Regions from separate parts of the Homo sapiens genome. Here region 1 is linked to region 2. The links are chromatin loops, found by intact Hi-C in ENCODE. Cell type or tissue: prostate gland. All regions are shown on one strand. Links, peaks and the distances in the headings refer to the core of each region. The heading gives the core; the rest is flanking DNA. Region 1 overlaps LOC105373454 (a long non-coding RNA gene). Region 2 overlaps LOC105373456 (a long non-coding RNA gene).

Evidence for each region. A loop is a pair of places that touch in the nucleus more often than their neighbours do. Peaks named below come from ENCODE experiments on the same cell type or tissue, not always from the same donor. Only the 100,000 strongest peaks of a DNase experiment are listed, where the experiment ranks them.
Region 1: a loop joins it to region 2, with 2.8 times the contacts of the local background. A loop is called at or near these places in 2 of 110 quality-filtered maps.

The regions. Positions count from the first base shown.
Region 1 is chr2:18,432,251-18,440,595 of GRCh38, forward strand. All of the region lies in intron 4 of LOC105373454 (a long non-coding RNA gene), which reads left to right. Among named protein-coding and RNA genes, the nearest start is that of RDH14, 120 kb to the right of the region's middle. In prostate gland, for the core only: a CTCF peak has its summit at 3,394 (motif pointing right); a DNase peak (open chromatin) is centred at 3,391.
Region 2 is chr2:18,972,143-18,980,487 of GRCh38, forward strand. All of the region lies in intron 5 of LOC105373456 (a long non-coding RNA gene), which reads left to right. Among named protein-coding and RNA genes, the nearest start is that of LINC01376, 51 kb to the right of the region's middle. In prostate gland, for the core only: no CTCF peak of the experiment used is centred there; a DNase peak (open chromatin) is centred at 4,219; H3K4me3 peaks cover 1,068 bases; H3K27ac peaks cover 2,044 bases.

The sequences.
Region 1 (8,345 bases), core at 174-8,173, 540 kb before region 2:
TGGTTTCTATTTCTCCTTTGGTAAACTCATACTGGGCCATCTAAGAAATCTAGTATGAGCAGGTCTCCCCCTTCTTTTGGCTCTCTGGTCCTGTGACTCTATTTCCACTTCTAAGTGTCTTACATACCACAGGAAACTCTATCTCACAACAGCTTCCAGGCTCTTATCTGTAGAAATAAGAAACAAACAAGTAAAAAAAAAAAGTAGCAGCAATGACTAGCATCTGCAAGAGTATACTGTGCTTTACCAAAACTTCAACTTTGAACTTCTAGAAATACTTACCAACTTGCCTTAATAGCCATCATCATTGCATTTATGGCACTTTGGTCCTGTCTCCCTATGGCCAAAGGAAGTTCTCTCTGTATCTCTTTTACTGTCAGTGTATCCCTGAAACCAGCAAGATTTGTGAATGATGTGCCTCAGGAGATTGCATTAGGGTAGCCTGGGTCAGACAGACTCTGCTCTCTGTGTGAAGTAATCCTATCTGTGTGTGCTCTGGTTTTAAAGTTGACCCTCATTAATCATGGCCTTGGTTCCCTTAGACATTCCAGAGCTGATCTATTCTCATTTTCCCGTGAGCAACAATCTATATAGACCCCCAAATACGTTATTTATTCCTGAAATGGCTTGGTCTGGCATCACCCAGCCCTTCTATAACCTCCTGTGTATGAAAGAGAAATGAATGACTTGGGCAACATCAAAGTGTTGTTTTACTTTCCATATAGTCATTAACTTTAAATGTTCCCAAACTAATAGTCCAAGACATTGTAAAGAGGTAATAAGTTCAAAGGAATATGAAACATAAAGCAGAACTCCAGAGTCATTTGAAAGTATTTTCTCTAAATGTGTGCAAGCTTTCAAGGCTGCTCGGCAAAGGAGCCTGGGTCGGCATGTTGGCTAGTGCTGAAAAGAATTTCCCCCAAGTGGAGTGTGTAAATGAGTTGCCAGGCCAACCTCCTTGAGAGCGGAGCCACGTCCTTAGAGGATCTGCTGTTCCAGAGAATGCGGCACTGAGCTGGCTCATTCCTCCTTCTATTAAAGGCTAATTTGTCTCTTTCTTTAAATCTCTTTCCTTGTTTGGATCTGGATGCCCTGGGTCACTTAGGGAGGGTTTGTCCATTGCTCTCCAAAATAGGGTGTCTCTGTATAAGAGAAAATTACAAAGGGATTAAGTTATATAAACTGAAGATCCAAGTTCCTGCTATAAAATCTCTAGTCATTGAATCAATTCGGGTGTAGAATAAAGGTTAGAGCCCTATATATTGTTCTGTGACATCAGAGTTAAAAAATAGTTTGTTTGAGCAGACAAATCTCATCCTTTGAAAAACCCACCAGAGAATGGAGTTTTTCCTTGAGCAGACTTGTTTAGGAAGCTGTCGTGGACACAAAGTGTTTCTGCTGTTGCTCGAACCTTCAGATTCTCATAATTTTTCATGGCACTGGGCAACTGTGGATTTTCATTCTAGCCACTCATTTGAGGCAGGGATTTAGTACCTAAAAAGAGCGTAGCTGACTTTCATTTCGAGAAGAAAAACAATGAAATGCAAGACAATTTTGATTGTTATGTCTTCTCTTTACATATTTTCATCTCCTCTTTCTTTGCATGCAGACTTATTTTTACGTACTCATAATCAGAGGAAGCCAACTGCATTTTGTTCTACTTATTTTCACTTAACATTATGCCATGGGCATATATCATCCTGCTATGTCATTTCCATAAGAGTTATTTTAATTAGTACTTCAGTTTCCATTGGATCTACTTAACCATTTACCTATTACTGGATATTTAGATTGTTTCCAAATTTTTCATTATTAATGATAACTCAGCAATAAGTATTTTTGAGCATGGATATTTGCCTTCTTTCAAGGTAATTATGTCAGAATGGAATCCCCTTATAATGGAATTATCAGGTGCAAACACATAACTATTTTTCTGGCTCTTTATACAAGCGTGTATGTTGCTTTGCAGAAGGCTTTGTTCAGTTACAGGGTTTACTTGCTATTGTTCAGGTACCATTTCACCACACCCACACCCACATTGGATGTAGTGAAGAAGGAAATATTAGGTATCCCAGAGACTTTGAGCTGTGGTAGGCACTGACCAAAACCAAAAATCATGACAAGCGGAATTCAGTTAAATTGAATATTATATACAGATACCACTTAATAGACATCTTGCTTTTATTGGGTTTTTATTATCATTTTCTTTCTTAAAACTAGTATGATTATAAAAGAAATATATGATTTATTATAATACATTTTAAAATTTGAGAAAGAATAAAACTAAAATAATTTATACTGCTGCCACCTGAATAAGACACCACTGATCTTGTGTAGTAATTCTGATTATCGTTCTATGCACGCATTTTAAAAAACAAAAATAGAATCAGACAGAATACATTGGATTTTAATCTGTTTTTCATTTAATAGCATAATATGAACAATAGACATGTAATGGACACTTTTGCCATAATAACAGTTTTAATGACTATTTAAATTTATTATATGAATATATTAAATCTCCTATGGTTAGCCGTGCAACTTATTTCAACGTTTTCTCTATAATAATTAATGTTGCAGTGATAATTACCATTCCAGTAGATATTTCTTAGTATAAAACTATGATAATATCCTAAAGTAAAGTTTTAAAATAGAATTTCAGGATTATAATGTAAGGACAGTTCTCAGCTTGTGCTGAATGTTTGCAGATTGCCCTCCAGCAATGCTGCCTTGCAGAAGTTGATGAGGTTGCCTATTTCCTGGGCCCTTACCAACATGGCATCACCATCAGTGTGAAAAGAATCTTTACAAGTTTGATGGACAAACATAATATTGCTTGACTTTACCATGCATTTTTGATCATCTGTGAATTTAGCCATCTGTTTCCTTATATTTATTTTTATTATGTACATTTTTTGTGTGTACTTATGTCCTTTAATCTGTTTTATCTATGGCTAACTTTGCTTCTATTTAAACCTCTAAATAGCCACAGAGAAGAGCTGTCTTGTTGTGAGCACTGAGTGACCTGCATAATGTAGGTATGGGGACATCCCATACCTGCTAGCCATTTTCGAACTGAGACTCTGGCCCTGAATCCCCTAAACTGCTTTGTGTTTCTCTCTGGCTTAACTGCATTGAATTAATGCTAGGTTTGAACATTAGAATGCAGACAATTCTGAATTTATTCTGGCGAGTAGCACAGATTACCCATGTAGAGTGTCAGTAGATGAGACCTGAACATAAACTTGTGCTAGATTATAAAAGGCCTTGAATGCTGAAGATTTTAGACTCTTCTGTCAACAATAGGGAGCCATTGAGGAATTCTGAGTGGGAGAAAAATATGAAGAAAATATGTGTTTTGGACAGTATCCAGAAGGTGGCGCCATTGTAACATATCTTCTGCCTAGAGTTTCAAGGATTTGAAGTTTGTAGGTAAAGCCCATGTGTGAAAACATATCTATTTACAAGTATTCACTGTGGACTGGACTGGGATGGTTCCTCCTCAAAGCCAAAAGAACTCTAACACAGCAGCTCTGTCCTTTGTTATATTATTCACTTCTCCCCATAGCCTGTTTTTTATTTATGTATATCTCTTGTGCCTCCTTGAAGACCTGGCATTTAGAGGGGAAGTTTGCACAAATGCTCACACCAGGGCTGAAATCTATAGATCCTGGAATAAGAACAAGTTTTCTGAGTTCCAGTTTAGTGCTTTCATATATGTTAGGCTATTTCTACTTATATTAAAAACTGTTTCTAGCAAATTATTTTGGGCCTATTTAATGAAGACTAGAGTAGTAACTTTCAACTCTGCAAAGTTGTGAAACTATCAGTGCAGGAGGAGAACTGGGTAGTGCACAACACACTAAAGTATGGTTGACTTCTTCCTTATTACCATAAGTAATAGTGATAAGTTCAAATGATTAATCATTTTCTTAACAATTAACGTCTTCTCACCAATTAAATGATGACAGAATATTAACTATTGGGTATCTTAGGATACATGAGCAAATTCAAGAATCCCTGCATTATTCTAAAAGGTACTTAAAATTTTTATTATGTTTTGTAGTTTGACTTAATTTGTTTGAAACTTCTCCATGGACATAAAAATGAAGATTCAGGACAAAATATGAGTTCAAAATGTTTTTCACGGAAACCCTCGATAGATCCACTCTGAAAGACAGAGAGGCACATGTTTGTAGTTGGGAATCTGGCAGGAAGGAGCTTGAGTTTTGATGGTCAAGATGTTTTGGTTCAGAAGTTAGAAAATAAATAATTCCTGAGAGGAAGGATTCTTCAGCTCTGGGCAGCTGATACGGCAGTAAAATAAATAGGCAGTAAAGCACACTTCCTGTTTTGAGAGTTCACATTTCATATTGGCAAAGAGCATCTCTTAAATTCAATCTCATGCTTCCATAAATAAACCTGGCACCTTTTTAAACGCTTTTCCATCTGCTTCAGAATGAGGAGTGCATTATTGAATACACCTCAGGGAGTCCAAGAAATGGGAAAAGACTACTTGTGAGGAACACACCATTGCGGTTGGCCTTGGCCCAGAGAAGCCATCGTGAGATTGCTTGAGTTCAAACCGTTGTAACAAGACCCTGATGGTGTTTCCCCACCCCCCTTTTCTTCTACTTGAAGTTGTCATAGTTGGAGCTTTGCACCAGAAGCTAGGAATGATCTTGGGTTGAGTCAGAGTTAGGCATCTTTGCAGATTCTTTGCTGTATTACCTGGGTAGTTCTCAACCAGCTTCTGAGATTTTGCTCCAGTATATTAATCCAGTTTCCTAGGCTGGGTAGAAAAGTCCATTATCCACACATAGTAGAGCCCAGAGGAAGAGGTCTGCTATACTGACTATAGAATAATTCCTGGAGTTTTCAGGGCTTGCAGTAATCAACTTGTACTCATCTAGTTGATAGTGAAAAGCATGAATTTGGTGTCATGAAGAAACAATTCAAGATGGAGTGTTCCTATTAACTGTGTGATCTTAGACAGGTAAGCAGATAATAGAATCCTAAGAGGTTTGTGAAGAGAAAGTGGAATAAAGCTCATAAAGTCAATGAGCGCACTGTCTGGCAACAAATAAGCAATTGTGAATAGTCGCTATTTTTATTATTCTACTTTCCCAGGTAATCCTTGTGAGCCAAGAACTGGGGACAATCCTGCCTGGGTCAGGTGGCCAAGAGGGGGAGTTATTTAATATCTACATTTACCATTTGAGGCAATTCTTATATATCTGATACTTTTCTAAGTTTTTAAAAATGTTATCTAATTTAACCTTTGCAGTAAATTTCTGAGCAGGTTTCTATATGTCCATCTAAACAAAATATCATAAATACCAATAATGTTGCCAAACCTAAATTGCCATTGGTTGTGTTAATAGAAAACATTTAGCAAATGAAATTCATTTATGTTCCTTTGAGACAGGGTTTTACTCTATCGCCCAGGATGGAATTTGGTGCCATGATGATGGCTTACTGCAGCTTCCACCCCCCGGGCTCAAGCAATCCTCCCCACGTGTCACTACACCTGGCTAATTCTTATATTTTTTGTAGAGATGGGGCCTCCCTGTGTTGCCCAGGCTGCTCTCAAACTCCTGGCCTCAAGTAATCCTCTCGCCTCAGCCTCCCAAAGTGTTAGGATTACAGGTGTGAACCACTGCACTCAGCTAGCAAATTAAATTTAGCAGTCTTTTATTTGAGCAAAGAATGATTTATGAATCGTGCAGCACTCAGAACCAGAAGAGGTTGAGGGACCTCTGCCCAGCAATGTGAACAGGAGCTTTTGTAGGGTACACAGAGAAGCCAAGTAGAGAAATCACTTGATTGGTTACTACTAGGTATCTGCCTTATTTGGGCATGGTGTGATGAGTTGGCTGCCTGTGATTGGCTGAAACTGAGCTGTTTGTTTTACTCCTAAATAACATTGCAGTTTGTTATATAGGGACCAAGTTATGGAGGCAGCCTCAGGCTAAACTTAAATGGATTTGACAGTTGTAAGGCATGTGCTATGGACTGAATGTTTGTTTTCCCCAAAAATTCGTATGTTGAAATTCCAATCCCAATCTGGTGGAAGGTGGGAATCTCCAGCAGGTAATTAGGTCAAAAGGGTGTAGCCCTGATGAATGGGATTAGTGCCCTTATAAGAAGAGGCTGGAGAGCTAGCTAGTGCTCTTTCTATCATGTAAGGATACAAGCAGAAGTCAGCTGTGTGCAATCTGGAGTAGAGCCCTCACAAGAACCCAACCATGTGGACACCCTGATCTCAGATTCCAGCCCTCAGAACTGTGAAAAGTAAATTCCTACTGTTTATAAGCCTTTCAGTTTATGACATTTTGTTATAGTAACTTGAGTTGACTAAGATGGTACTGCCACCTAAGGAAATAAAAAAAAAAAAGCCTGCCAATTATAACTGTAAGATGCTACTACTGTTAATAAGGCATATCAGAATTTCAGAGATTTTAAAATATAGGGAAAAGAATGTGGCTTTAAAGTAAATGAAATAGAGTAAGGAGTTTCCTTGACCTCATATGGAGTTAGTGGCAGAACCAGAATTTTAATTCAGGGAACTCTGTTTCAAAGTCAATGCACATTAGTTATATCAGCCTCTGTCAAACACCAAGTTCCAGTCTCTGGAGCAGCTCTGACCTCCTCTGAAAGTCCTGCTGTGCTAACTGAGGCAGCCCTTATAGTCTTCTAATTTGTATCACAGCCCACCCCACTCCCATCACCTCCAGCTCTGAGCTCCTAGAATATGGAAAGCCAGACAGATGCAAGCCTAGCTCACCAGCACTGGTGCCCAGCACTATTTCTTGCACCTAGTCTCTGGTCATTTCAGAGAAGAGTAGAAGGCAGAGGCTGCTGAGTGTTAGAGCTGACTGGAGTCCTCGAGAAATGGTGAGTATTCAACAAATGCCATCATGATAACATTGGTGGTATCATCAGGTCACATGCCTGCAATTAGATTGGATTTTGATTTAAGTTGGTTTTCAGCACGGTAAGATCCCCTTTCCTCTCACAGACATAGGCCTGCCTTTCTCTTTTTTCCTTGAGTATCTGGAGTTTTCAGTATTCTCGAGTTCAACTTGACTCTCAGTCATCTGTCTCAGATAGTGGTTTTCTTTCTTGACTTTTGTTCTTCTCTGAAACAAGTTGCTCAACTCTCTCTTTGCTTTTGATAAAATGACACAAAGACAGTTAGAACTTGGGTTGCAAGTTCCAAAATAGCATGTCTGAAGGTAAAAAATATATAGATTTTCTTACTCCAAAATCATGTGCTCACAGTAGCAGAACAAGTTGTACAGTTGCATTTCGTCTAACATGTGCAAATTTTACTGAAGTTGAAAAGTATAAAATTATACTGCCTCTCAGAGAAAATAAAACTAGATTATATCTAACTTCCCATTTTACCATTGGCCAGCACCAGGATCTTGGTAAGCTGGTTCTCCTTGCTGAGTCTCAATTTGTAATCAAGAGAGTTGAATTGGCTATTCTTCCTAATCTTTCTTTGCCAGACATTCTGATTCTCAGACATTTTTAACCTTACTGGTGTGGATATAGTTGTTACTTATTGTACACATTTTAACCATGAGGTTTACCTAGCACTCTTGGCTCCAGGTTTCTATGAGTCCACGCAGTGACCACTCTAGAATTCATTAGCCTTTGTGGTATTTATGTTGCTATTCAGTATTTGCCTGTTATTTTACTAAGTATCGACATCATTTCCTGGGGAAGAATTACGACTCTCTTTGAGAAGCTGCAGCAATGGTTCCTTTATTTGTACCCCATGGATTCCCTTTTATTGCCCTTCAATGTGCTTATGAAATGAAGCTCCAGTTATCCTAGTATCTCTCTCAGCCCTCTGAACTTGCCTTTGCTTAATTTTCATTTTAGATTTTTTCTGAGGATAAGGAAACACCTCACTTTTTAGTTATGTTCTTTAGAAGACTTTTCTTGATGAACTTGGTTATTTCAGTATTTGAGTCATCTTGGGAATTTCACCAGCTAACCATGTTGCAAGTCCCTTTGATTTATTATGAGGCTTCATCAGGCACATTTTCCCTTGCTCCCTACCTCAGTAGATTAATCCAAACTCATCTGCAAGGCTTGTTCAAGAGGCCAAATCATTCCCACTTTTTTGCTCCTCTTCAGGGCTGTAGAGATAAAGCACTGGTAGCGTGCCAGCCACGTCTAACAGGGTCAATCGGCCTATTTTAGCCTTTCTCAAAAGTTCACCCTGCCAGATGTGAGATTTGGGAGGGGTGGAAAAAGTGAGTCTCCTGGAGAGCATTCGTCTTCTCCTAGGACCTGAGTTCGGGCAAGTCTGTGGGGGTCAGAGGCACATC
Region 2 (8,345 bases), core at 59-8,058:
AATATATCTTCTGAGCGTTGGTTTGGTATGCTATGCTCAGGTATCTATGAATTTGTTATTTATTATCAACTTGGATTTGTTTTACAGAAGTCCTGCTGAACTTACAATTACACACAGGAAGAAATTTAGGAAGACTCTTTCTTTCCATTTCCAAAGATGAATGTTATTGTCCTCATTAAGATAGAAACACTTTTTGAATCCTAGTCTTCTCCGGACCTTTCTCCCATTGTAATACAGCCTTTTGAAGGTTAAAAGTCATGTTTGTCTGTTCCATTACTACCCTTATACTTATCCCAGTGCTTTACACCTAATCGGTGCTTAATACTTTTTATCATTTAACAGCATTTAATATATAAATATTTAATACTATTTGTTGACTGAATAAAGGAATAAATGAACTGCCACCCTTGTGAAACACAGCTCAATTGGATCTTGAAATTGCTTTCCTACATACTAAGAAATTAGCTTTCTAAATCCTGTGTTCATCATTTTCTTGCTATATTTTTATTACATCTCTATATATTCTTTAAAATTCTATATATTTTTACTGCATCTCTATATGTTCTTTATTTAGTTCAATAGCTTTTAACTTCACAGAAATGTATCATGCCATGCTACAAGAAAAAATTAGTGACTTATTTAGCTTCTGCTTAATATCTTAATATTATATTACTAAGGTGAATCCATATTGTCAATTGCTATCCTTCATTTGTTTGGATTGTTGTGTGAAAGTCCTTTGCTGAGACCTTGTGAATTCTTCTGTTGATGAGTACCTAGGCTTTAACTGTTAAAAATAAGGCTGTCATGAACATTCACGCACATATTCCCTCTCGTGTATGTGCAAGTGTTGTTGGGTTCATATCTAAGAGTGTATTTGTTGTGCCATAAGATATATAAATGTTCAAATTTAAAAGGTCACGTAAAGCTGTTTTCCAAAGTAGTTGCACCAGTTTTACAATCCCATTAGCAAAGTTTAAAATCTTCCTCCAATTTATCCTTTCAAACACTTGGCAATATCAGACTTTTAAAACACGTGCCAATTGCAAAATGTATCTGTTTGTTAAATAATACCTCAGTGTGGTCTTGATTAGTATTCCCCTAATCACTAATGACATTCATCAGCTCTTTATGTGTTTGTTAGTCAGGAGATTGATTTCAGTGTCAGTGCTTCCTTTCTGGATTCCCACGATTTGCGAGGTTTTGGTTGTTTTTGGTCATTCTTTCTCCCAGGTCGTCCTAGCCCAGTTGATGATTGTTTGCCTGGGACAGGGAACAGACTTGTTTCGGTTTCTTTCTCATGTGGACAGTCCTTTCAAGTTCTGATTTCTAGTGTCAGCTCCATGACTTCTAGCTTGAGCATCTGTGACAAATGGACGAGGATTTGGTGTCTTAGGTTTCTCATCTGTAAAATGGGGGTAATAATAAAACCATCAGGGTATATGATGGTCATATACTTATATCAAATGACATTTCTATCGACACTAGGTCTGTTTTGTACTTTGCTTCTCCCTCATTGCCAAGCTCTTAGATTTGACTTCTTCCATCCCTGCTTCTAGAATGGCCTGTATCAAGTTTCTACTGGCCTGCTCTACCCTATGTTTGTAACTGTTAGAAAATAATTAAGATACTATAATGATGATGATACCTAACAGTTTGGCAATTAATATGTGCCAAAGATGGTACTAAGCATTTTATAGATGTTACTTAATTTAATGCTTATAACCACTATATAAAGTAAATACAATTAGTATACTTATTTGTGTATACAGTTGTCAGCAAACTTCATGTATAAAGGACCAAATAGTAAATATTTGGGGCCTTCAAAGTCCTTGGTCTCTGCCATTATTCAAACCTGCTATTGTAGTATGAAAGCAGACATTGACAATATAAAAAATGAATATTCCAATAAAATTATTTACAAAAAGAGATGGTGGCAGACAGACTTGGCCTATGACCTATAACTTGCCTGCCCTAGAATGTTGCCTTTGATGCAGGAGTGAGAGCTACATCTCAAAATTGTCGTCATGCCTGTAGGCTTACCTAAGGAATGGGATGATTTTTTAGAACGTGCAGCAAATGTTCTTGTTTAACTTTGTCAAATATGTATTGAGTATTCAGGGTGTGCTAAGCACTACCCCAGGTGCTAAGGATACAGAAATAAATTAAGGCACAGTCTCTGTCCTCTAGGCTCAAAGAATCGTGGTAGGAAATTCAGGTAGACAAACATGGAATTCATAAGTACTAAAATATAAATACACAGTCAGTGCCACAAGAAAACAGACAAGTGGCTCCATGAGTTCACAGACATCACAGGGCACCTACTGTGTTCCAGTCACTAAGATGGAACCTGGGGATACAGAATACATGAGGCAGACACAACCCTCACCCTCACTTAACTGGGAGTTTAGTGGGGAAACTCTGTTTAAACAAATAATTTAGCAAATATTTACAAGTGTGCAAAATGCTGAGAAGAAGTGGTAAATACTATGAGAGCATATTGAACATGTGGAATCTGGGAATAGAGAATTTGTCTGGTATGACCGGATTATGAGGTGGTGGAACATGAACTGAAATGTGAATTAGGGCCAGACCAGAGGGTTTTGAACACCAAGTTAAAGAACTTGGGCTTTATTCTGGAGGCACCTGGTAGGCATCAAAGATTATTGAACAGGTGAATGACAAGACTAGTCCTTTTGAAAGAAAACTCTGGCAACCATATGTAGAGTAATTTGAAAGTAGAGAGAAATGAAGTCAACAGACTCAGTCTCACCACAGCCTTAATGGAAAACCATTTAATGAATGCATGAAGATAGCAGAAGAGAAGATGCTGACGGTTGTTTGGCTGTTCAATAATTCCAAAAAGAGAAGTGGGTGCTCCCTATAAAGGCTTTAGTAAACATTTTAATGAGTAGCATATTAATTGTCTGTATTATTTTTGGTATGGTAGTGGGTCATTACTTATCTATAAATAATATTATTTGCCAAAATACACTGAGCTAAACTTTTAATCTTTTAAATATTTCAACATAATACTTGCCGAGTATTGGCCTGTTAATTTTCTTCAAATCTACTTTCTGCAAGTACCATTCAAAACCAAAATGATCGTAAGTCAGTGTAGTTACAGACTACAAGGTAATGGCATCCAAATCATATGAGATTTGCCCTGTGACATGACTATTTGTTATTCTGGGTCAAATACTTTATAAAAAGGATACAAATGGTGTGCTTTCCTGCTCTATCAGACTTAATAATGGAAAAGATTTCTAAAGGTGCTTCTCTAATTCAGTGGCTTCACCATTGATACGATCACTAAAACTCAACCCTTAGAGTAACGTTTGATTCTTTTCTACATTTATTAATAGTTACCAAGTGTAGTTGGTGGCCCATTTAAAATGTTTCTCCCCTTAATCTTTTCTGTTCCGTCGTTACTTCCACCATCTCAAAGGATTCATAAATTTTGTTTCGGGAGCATGTCAGAAAAAAGAGATAGTGAGAGATAATAAGAGTCTTGACGAGGACAGTGGCTTCTGGATAAAAGGCCTTGGCCCAAGCAACGCCAAGGCTGTCATCTGCCTGGTGACACCAAAGTTTCATTGTAAATATATAGCAAAGCAGGAATCCTCTTTGGAAGCCAAAATATCTCACAGGCAGCAAAACAGATGGAAGAGCTGTGAATAATAAAAGGTCTTACAGGACTGAATCCAGGAAAGGGAGGATGCCTGTAGGTGAGGAAAGGGTTACAGGTCCCCCACGGCTCTGTTCAGCCACACATACACGAACAGGGTATACACAAAAACGCCATCCTAACTGACAGGCAGCTGATCATTTCTGCAGCAGACATTGGTCTTAATATCTGCATCCTAATTTATTTGACATCTGCAGAACATCCAAAGACAATATTCAAGTATGGGATGGGCAATCCGGCTGCTTTCTGAGTTCATCAAATATCTCACACTCCTTTTTCAAATGTTTTCAGTTTTGCAAAACTCAAAATGCATTTTGCCAAACATGTTCTCTGTTAATGTTTATTTAGAAGGGAATTTAATCCGTATGCTGCTGGTACATTTACACTTAACTCATCGAAATGTTTTACTAGAGTCATTTGATGTCCAAGAAACCTTTTGAGTCTTTTTTATAAGCCTCTTCAAGCCCATTTTGCTTCGAAACAGGAAGTCGCCTGTTACTAACCATAAATGAATGCACTCCCCAGAGGATTTGGTTTCATTTAAGACACTGAGAGACCACAAGGTCTCAGCCTACCCTGAACTCCACAGAAAAGATTTTTTCCTGAACCTACCGAGAATGAGCCATGCACAGATGAGGTGCTGTTATTATTTTCCAAAACGAAATCCTTTATGAAGAGGCATCTTTCATACAACTCCTGGGAAAGACGGTTACCGAAACAGAGCGCTAAATCATTGGCTTTGCGAGCTGCACCTGGTCAATGTCACTGTCTCCTATGAATCCACTTACCATTCAGAGCTCGTTTGCCAGTATTAATAGAACAAATAAAATGGAATGGGAGATAAAGATACCGACATAGTGATTTCTTGCTTCAGGAAAACCTTCCTGAGTTACAGACCAATACAATGTTCCCAACCACAAGCCAGGGAGCCAAAGCTGATATAAACACAGCATCCAAGCCACAGAACATGACTTGTTTAAGGCTTAATTCTGTGAAGTAAGGCAGGAAACAAGATTTATCCTTCTGGGAAACTTTTGGCATTTGCCTCGGGCTGGGCCTGATTACTCTCTGCCGTCCTCACCATCCATTACAGCTATCTGAAGGACATCAATTTTTTGCCCAAACTAAGGCAAGAGAGAAATGTCTCCATCTGAGTCCTGTAGAAATCTTTGTGTTTGACGTGGCATTAAACAACCAAGAGCGAACTGCCCTGTTGTGTGTTGCTGCGAGGATCATCGTTGCTATCTTAGGCCTTTTGGCTGTGAAGGGGAGTGAAATTAGTTGGGCTAAAGCCATTTTACAAACATAGTAAAAATAAATTACTACACTTATTAATTGAATCTTAAACTTGTCATTATGGCAAACTCTAAATTATTCCAAGAGCCTTCACTGAGACTTGGCAAAAATATTGGGTGCTGGAGGTCAGTTTTCATGTATGAAATCCAGCTTAGGTTATAACTGCACAGGCTACAGAGTAAACGTTCAAAGGATGAATGGGCCATTGAGAAGTAAATCAGACTCCCTGAGACTCTTAAATGAGTGCTGGAAGATTTCAAGCCATCAGTGTGGTGGGCTACCAATAGAATTGAGCTGTTAATAGAAGATAATTTGGGGCTGTTTAATATCAAGTATTTTTCTTTGTCATGTGTGTGTAAGAGTTTGTTTTTCAACGTGTCTTGTGTCTTTATGTCATGTTATTTTAGTTGTTTTAACTGCATGCTGATTGGGCACCGAAAGCTGTGAGTTAGTCCTTGGCCCACATTGTAATTCCTGGGCACAAGGCTGGAGTGTTTACACTGCAGGGGGATGTTCAGACTCTGACCCAACTGGGAGACATTTCGGTTAACATTTGGCTTTACTTACTTGTCCTAAATACTACATTATTAATGGGGTATTAATATTAGATCATTTCATTGGTTCCTTTCTTTTCTCTTTCAAATCATATTTTAAAGGCCACTGTCCTTAGAATAAGGTTTAAACCTCTCTTTAATGTCACTGCCTCAGAATTTGGCATACATAAAACTTCTCAGGACACTCAAGTAAAAGAATTAAAACAACTCAAGCAAAAAAATAAGAAATAAAAGACGAGCAAATATATATCTTTTCAGTGACATTGGAAAAACGAATGAATTCATTCTTCAAATTGCTTATGTAAAAACTTTTATATCCAAATTCTGGTGTCACTGCTAATAGTTCATTAGGCCCCGGGAAGTGACCTGATTACATATAACCCTAATGTAGTGGCCAGAAGTAAATATTTTACAATTATTTTCCATTTTGGTCTTATGAATTATTTTTCAAAACAGGTCTACACAGTCTCAATTGCCTTATTAATTTACGTAAGATCATTTGTGGTTCAAAGCTACCTATATACATATTTATTGATTCAATGCCAGTCTACTCTTGCCAGAATAAGTCATGGAAACATCATGCCTAATGGTAGAAATGGTCTCAACTGGAAGACTATTTTATGAATTTACCAAGTTCATCACAACACACATAACCATGATATCTAAATGGAACAGCTTCAGAAAGCACGTGAGTGTTTTACATCATGGCATAGATGGTATATATTTTACTGCCTGGGTATGAATGGTAAGAAAATGACCCACTTCATTTTAGTGCCATTTTGTTCCCAGAGAAATCATTGTTTGCTTTGGGTGCTACTAGCAATTCAAGCTTGAATGTGTCATTTTGTCCCCATATCTTCTGCTCCTATTGTGTCTTCAGTTTTTGTTAATGGTATCAATGCTGCCATTAACTTTGATGTCTCCCAATTTGAAGGTCAATAAAAGAAATGGTTCCTGTTGCATAGAACATAGAATCCAAAGACACTTTCTAAGTGGCCCCATTCAACATTTGATTTTCTTTAGTGACTAGAATTTCTATTTTATCTCTCACTAGCATTATTAGGTAAGCAATTTATGTATGGGTACATTAATATATATTATGATTTTTATGTGCATTTAGAGATACATGTGCATAGAATGCTATACATGAGCAACTGTTTTTATGAGTGCACTCAAAACAGCAAACCAGAATTATCAACAACAAAAATAATAACGAAGTGCTATTTAGTGCTGTTTTCTTATATGTAATTCTAATCAATCCTCATTTTAAAAATCTATGATTATTTTCTGCTTTTCTTTCCCCCCTCCTCCTTTTATTTATTTATTTTGTGTGTGTGTCTTCTCATTATTATTCTACAGCTTTGCCAAATAATATGTAGAGGTTCAGTTAAGATTAGGTAGCGAAGAGTGAAGTTAGGCTTTGATGCCAGTTAGATCTGACTCAGAGCCAAGTTCTTTTCACCAAAGCCACACCTTCTTTGAGGTTGAGGGAGGAGGTGGCATCTTAACTCTACTATTTTTATGTTTTTGTCACCATTGTAGAGGGCCATTGTGGATGAATTAGCTTCTTGGTATGCATACACACATGTGGATCTTGTTTATGAATAGCTATGGGAGAAACAAAGTCAATGTTTATTTCTATGGTGGAAATATAGATTTTGCAAACATGCTTCATAATACCATCCAATTATGGCAGCTTCTGGGATAAGAGGAGCAAAGCATCTGGGACACAGTTTAAGGTGGCACTCACTCTCAGGGTCCTACAAGTGCAGGGTCCACAGCTGAGAGTGAGTGCTACCTTAAATTTTATAGGCTAAGCACCTCACTTGCCCACCCCTAGTCCTGGGCCTGCATTCACAATTACCATACGCTCTAGTTCCACTGAAGTTAACGCTAACAATTTGGAGATGTATTAAACACCTACCATGTGCCCTCTCTTGTAGGGAAAGTAAAAATAGTTCCAATCACATTGCATAGGACTGTATTGGAGAAAAATGTCATCCAACTGGACAAAACAAGGCCTGCATTTAGGAAACAATCAAATCAGGTACATCGTCAACTCCATAAACTAGCATGACCGCGTGAGATCACAGAATGAGGGAGTCAGTATGGTGGGTTGTGGAGGACATTCTTGAAGAGGTCCTGAAGGAAAAGCCATTGTGCTGCAAATCGGGGTGAGGCAGGGCCCTGCTGGAGAGACTATGGATCTCCAAGCAGAGGCTGATTGATGTTGGCTGTAGGAAGCCATTTATGTGTTTGAACAGGGGAACAATGTGCAGAAAGCTCTGAGATGGATTATGCATCATTTTGCTGGAGTGGGTCAGGGTGATGGATGGATGGTGGATCCATCCAAAATAAGAACACTGTTTTAGAGTGGGAGCCTATTAGTTTAAAATTCATTTTAAAGTGATTACTGCTACAAAGTGGTTTTGATCTGTTACAGGGAAATTGAAGTTGGAAGAAAGGAAACAGTGGAGGTTGAAATATCCAAATCAGGCATCTTATTTATACCATTTTGTCATATTCCCATTTCTCTTGAAGTTGGCTCTACGATGCACTTAGCAGTTGTTGTTGGCTCTGAACTCTATTGTCTGAACCACATGGCTGGCCACTCTGTCATACGCTGCCTGTTCACTGAGCAGTTTGTGTGGGTGACTCTCGTCTCCCAGACTAGCTCACAACCCTGTAAAAGCTCATTCGGGATGGTCTGTATCTGTAAACTCTGGCAGCAACTGGGTACACAGAAGGCAATTAATACAGGTTTCACAGTTGTCTGCTTTAGAGGAATAATGTGGAGAGAAATTGAACTT